Regions from separate parts of the Homo sapiens genome. Here region 2 is linked to region 1. The links are chromatin contacts, found by Hi-C or POLR2A ChIA-PET in ENCODE. All regions are on one chromosome and are shown on one strand. The core of a region is the stretch at or near the end of the contact, and the rest is flanking DNA. Distances in the headings are between cores, read along the strand shown. Region 1 has its middle 38 kb from the start of GPR37L1. Region 2 holds the start of GPR37L1 (G protein-coupled receptor 37 like 1).

The links. A loop is a pair of places that touch in the nucleus more often than their neighbours do. ChIA-PET counts read pairs that join two places held with the same protein, here RNA polymerase II (POLR2A). Pooled maps may share reads with other maps.
Region 2: a loop to region 1 is called in a map of dorsolateral prefrontal cortex, with 2.7 times the contacts of the local background. The contact joins the promoter of GPR37L1 here to the enhancer-like site in region 1. A Hi-C loop is called at or near these places in 4 of 168 maps with a recorded cell type or tissue (HepG2, dorsolateral prefrontal cortex and posterior cingulate gyrus) and 3 of 50 pooled maps. POLR2A ChIA-PET finds 5 or more read pairs at or near these places in 12 of 52 experiments (CD8-positive, alpha-beta T cell, Caco-2, GM12878 and 9 more).

The regions. Positions count from the first base shown.
Region 1 is chr1:202,083,942-202,086,580 of GRCh38, reverse strand. No RefSeq gene overlaps it. Among named protein-coding and RNA genes, the nearest start is that of GPR37L1, 38 kb to the left of the region's middle. RefSeq lists enhancers at 401-1,160, 1,161-1,920. Within about 2 kb of position 1,345, at least 12 of the 41 ENCODE cell types and tissues checked have a DNase peak (open chromatin) inside an H3K27ac peak, as active enhancers do; they include PC-9 and dorsolateral prefrontal cortex, where a contact is called at or near this core.
Region 2 is chr1:202,121,614-202,124,252 of GRCh38, reverse strand. It overlaps GPR37L1 (G protein-coupled receptor 37 like 1), which reads right to left and starts at 1,336. Exons shown (of 2, transcript NM_004767.5): 1 at 660-1,336. The coding sequence starts at 1,289. LOC105371683 (a long non-coding RNA gene) reads left to right here. Exons shown (of 3, transcript XR_922422.3): 2 at 195-302; 3 at 520-666.

The sequences.
Region 1 (2,639 bases), core at 96-2,595:
CCTGCACTGCAAGATCCATCTTAAACCAAACTTCCAACAACCTTACCTTCCCCACTTGGAGAGACTGCCAAATCTCTGTCTCCCTCACCAAGGTGAGCAATAAACTGTGCTTTGTGATATCAGTAGATTGTACTAGTGATTTTGAGGAGCTGGCATTTAACACTTTCTACTTACCTTCCCCCTAAAATGAGCCATTCTGGTCTCCACAGGTGCAGCCCCAATAAGATCCCAAACCTGGCCTTCATCCTCCTAAACAGATGTGTTTCTGGAATTTCTCAGGGTCAAGCCAACTCCCTGCACTATGGCTGCCTCTGACTGGGAGGCCAGCCTAGGGCCCAGCCCACGCCTCCTGACATGTGGACAGAAGGAATGGGAGGCAGGGAAGGGGCTGGATTTAACTAACAAATGGATGAGGGGGGCAGAAGCCCTCACCAATCCAGACTTCTCTCCCAAGCAGGAAAGGGGAGCAAAGCAAAGTCCTCACGCTCTCCAACAGTCGGATTTGTTTTGCAAACTCTGAGGTCATCCTATGTTCAGGCCCCAGGGAAACTGTGAGGGCTGGGGGGAGGAGGAGGAGGCAGCTCCACAAGGGACACACACTGCTGCATCCAGACTCACTACCTCGTCCCCATCCCAACGTGCCCCTTCTTCATGCCTACTTCCAAATGCTCTCTAAGTTCTAACTCCCACTCTGCACAGCAAATCCTGCTCCCTACCCTGCTGCCTGTTTGATAGATGTGGAAACCTGCCAATGAGGAGCCAGCCCTTCCCCAAATGTAGGGGGGCACTAGATACCCCAACATCGGCCTCGACAAAGATAAAACTGCATGCATTTTGAGCATGAGGCTGGAGCAATTCAGAAAAAAGCCCCCTTTCACCCCTGTCTGAGGCCCCTGTGCCAGCAGCGGGACATCATTAATGCCCTTTGCCCATCATGGGCAAGCTCAATGGGAGCCAGGCAGCTGCCTCACCCAGCACTGCCCTGCCCCTACCCCCTTCCCTACCCGGGGTGGGGCTGTCCTTCCTCTCCCCGAGTGCCTCCTGGGGCTCGGGTCCCAGGGCTATACAAAGAGTCCTTTGTCTGTGCTGGAAACAATTGTTCTCCCCTTTATGGAAACATGGGCTGTGTCTCATAATCAAGCCTTCAGAGGCTGGATCAAAGTGCACTGCAGCTTGGGTGCTGGGGATTATGTAGTTGCCCTCGAAGCCACTGACAACCTGTCATCTGCTCCTAATCTTTACCTGTTCCAAACCCACTGAGAACACCATTTCTTCCATGGGCTGGGCCTGTGTGAGCCCTTGGAGAGGGAAGGGAGCTGGGGGGGACAGGAGGAGGACCGGGTGGGTCTCCCCCTCCTGGCACCCAGGGCTCAGGTTACAGCCCCTGACAACACAGCATTGGGTGTGAACGTGCAGGGAGGCACTACCTGGTGAGAAAGGGAGGTGCCTGATTTGGCCCAGGGCCACCCCCCATCTCCGGGATCTTCAGTCAAGGGGGGAACCACCCTTCAGACTCACAGGGGCCTCTTCTCCCTATTTGCTTTGGCGTGGAGTGAATCTCTGCCCAGAGACACATGGGACGGGGTCCCTGTTCTGCCCACAGCTCTCTAGCCCTCTGCCTGTCACCACCCAGCCCCTTCCCACCTCGCGATTCCTCCTCCTCCTCCACCTTGTGGCCCTCCCCACCGTCCCCTGCATCGCCCACACAGGAAAGACTGGCTGGCTCCACTCCCACGTGGGCCTTCCCTTCTCCATCAAGCCAACGTAACCAGGCCTGGAGGCTGAAAACATGCAGGCTCCAGACCACAAACTCCTCCTTTGCCTCCAAAAACATATCCACACACCTTTTCCAGAACGCAACAAAAACAAGTCCTAAATCACTCACCTGGAGATTAAAACCAAGTCTGTCCTCCAAGGTTGGAGCCTTTCTGGGCTAGTGCTACAATCGGTGCACAAAAATCACATTATTAGAACTGGACAAGCTCTTAGGGACAAATTTAGGGGCTTGTGAACCTGTTCCTCTCAGTCACACGCAAAGTTTTGTGCACCAACTCATTATTCTGGAGGTATCTATAGATTATGTTGGTATTTCTTTTTTTTTTTTTTTTTTTTTAGACGGGGTTTCGCTCCTGTCGCCCAGGCTGGAGTGCAATGGCACGATCTTGGCTCACCACAACCTCCGCCTCTCCGGTTCAAGTGATTCTCCTGCCTCAGCCTCCCAAGTAGCTGGGACTACAGGCATGCGCCACCACGCCCAGCTAATTTTTGTATTTTTAGTAGAGACGGGGTTTCACCATCTTGGCCACGCTGGCCTCGAATTCCTGACCTCATGATCCACCGGCCTTGGCCTCCCAAAGTGCTAGGATTACAAGCGTGAGCCACCACACCTGGCCTGATTCTGTTAGTATTTCAAACATAATTTAAGAATCGGCCTTGGCCAGGTGTGGTGGCTCACACCTGTAATCCCAGCATTCTGGGAGGCCAAGGCAGGCGGATCACCTGAGGCCAGAGTTCGAGACCAGCCTGGCCAACATGGTGAAACCCTTGTCTCTACTAAAAATACAAAAATTAGCCAGGCGTGGTAGCAGGCGCCTGTAATCCCAGCTACTCAGGAGGCTGAGGCAGGAGAATCACTTGAA
Region 2 (2,639 bases), core at 87-2,586, 38 kb before region 1:
TCCAGTGCCCAGAACCAGGTATCCCTTTCAGAGAGGATCTAGGAAGTTGCTGATGGAAATGACAACGATAACAATGAGAATCCCAGCAGGGAGGGAAGAACGGAGCGGTCTTTTGCTTCTGGTGCTTGTATTCTCATGGAGTGGATGCTGACTTGATCCAGAGGGGTGTGAAGGAAATTGGGCTCTCCCTTCAGGCACTCCTTCAGGAGGCAGGAGACGGAGGAGCAGCGAAGGAAGCTGTGGGAGCAGGGCAGCGGCAGGGGGTACAGAGGAAAGAAGAGGAGTCACAACAAAGGACAGAGGTATCTTGGGTGGGACAGGGGAGAAGGGCTGAGGAAGGGAGAGGGCAGCTTAGGGTCTGGAGAAAGTGGCAAAGGCCTGCCTTGAGGTTGCTCCCGAAGCAGAAGATCAGGCTGGGGCTGGAACCCAGGGGCCCCACACACCCGCCTGTCCCCCTGGCCTGCCTACTTCTCTTGAGAGCAACCAGAAACCAATACCGTATTTGTCTCCTTCTCCAAGGTAAAGGAGGAGCAAGTCAGAGCTCCAAGACTCAGGTTTTGCACACCCACAAATTCCATTTCCAAAGACCTGATGGAGACTTTGAGTCCCTTCCCTGGATTGCAGCCTCCCAGCAGAGCTCAAACAGAACACACACTCACCTCCATGAAGGGCACGGCACGACAAGAAACGTCACCCAGTAGCCTCTGCTTGGTGATCTCGTTGAAGATGACAATAGGGAGGCAGAAAAAGAGGACCAGAAAATCCCAGAGGGCCAGGCTGGCAAGGATGGAGTTCCAGGCACTCTTCAGGTAGTAGCTGTGCCACACGATGCACATGACCGACAGGTTGCCCACAATGCCCACCGCAAACACCACCAGCGCCAGAAGCATGATGGCATAGGCACTGTAGGAGCTCTCGGTCACCGGATACAGGGGGTTCTGGATCTGTAGCCTCTGCCCTGGTGCTCCTGTCAGATTGCCCCTCAGTTCCTGCCCACTGTCTGGGGTGCCCCCATCCTTGCCGGGGTTAGGGCTGGTGGCCACCAAGGGCTTGGTTGGCTGCAGGCCAGCAGGGTGAATGGGCCGGGGGTACTCCGCCCACTCCTCAGGCACATACTGCTGCACGCCCTTGGCCTCCTCATCCTCGGTGCCCCTCTTGGATCGGCTCTGCTGCTCCTGGGTCTCGGCTCTGTGCCTGCCCAGGTGCAGGGGGGCACCCCCAGAGACCCTGCTTAGCCCCACAGCCAAAATCACAGCAAGAGAGACAGCCAGGGGCCACAGCCACCGCATGGCTGGATGAGCAGGAGACAGCCAGCCCAGGAAGAGCAGGTGAGTGCAGGGGGCCCAAGAGCTGGGCTCCAGAGAGGCAGCTGGCCGGCTGGATCCGCCTCCAGTCAGGCGTCTGGCATCACTCGCCTGCCCTCCCTCCCAGCCTCCGGCCACAGGCCGGGCAGGGCCCTCTGCTGGACACATAGCACTCTTTGCTGCCCTCACACATCTCGTCCTCCACGACGCCGCTTCTCAGGCCCTACAGCATGTCAGGCTGTGGGGCCCTAAGAGGGCATCTGCTTCAGGCCCCTGAAACTAGGGAGGAAATGTGGCCTGCCTAGGGTGACACAGGGAGGTGGGGCAGAATGGGAACTGGGGCGCAGGTCTCCTGATTCTAAGGCAGCTCCTCCATTCAAAACTCAGCAATAACCATCACTGTCACTTACTGAACACTTACTAGGTGCTAGCACTCAGCTGGTTTCTCAATTAACCCTTGATTAATCTCAGATCACAAATCTGAGGTTTGTAGAGGTCAGTCACTTGCCACATAGTTGATACAAGGCAGAGCAAGGCCCACAACCCAGATCTGACTCCAGAGATTTCTAATTTTTTTTTTTTTTTCGGTTGCCCAGGCTGGAGTGCAATGGCGCGGTCTTGGCTCACTGCAGCCTCCGCCTCCTGGGTTCAAGTGATTCTCCTGCCTCAGCCCCCTGAGTAACTGGGATTACAGTTACTGTAGTGCCCGCCACCATACCCGGCTAATTTTTGTATTTTTAGTAGAGACAGGGTTTCACCGTGTTGACCAGGCTGGTCTCAAACTCCTAACCTCAGGTGATCCGCCTGCCTCAGCCTCCCAAAGTGCTGGGAGCCACCGCACCCGGCCTAAAACACCATATTCTGAGCCAGACACAAGATGTGTGGACATTTGCAATAACACGTCTTTACTGACTACGTGTTGTGTTCCAGACACTCAGAATACAAAAATGTAAAGGATCTCTGCCACCAATGAGCTTTCAGTCCAGAGAAGGAAGTAAATGTGTAAGTTCAGCATGATAGATGCTATGAAAGGCAAAGGTCATGATGCTGAGGGAACCCAAGAAAATCTGGGGGGGATCTGGAAGGCCTCCCAAGCGAGGTGACATTTGAATGGATCCCGAGAAATGGCTGTGAGCTTGCCTGACAGACTACGGGAAGGGAGGGTGCTCTAGGCAGAAGACACAGCACACACAAAGGCTGGGTGATGTGGAAGTGGGTGATGTTCCCGCAAGAGAGCAAGTCTGTCGAGGGGACTAGAGTGCAAGGGAGGTGGGGAGAGAGCATGGGCACTTGGGACAAAGAGCTTGGAAATATCAGCAGAGGAGGAACTGGACT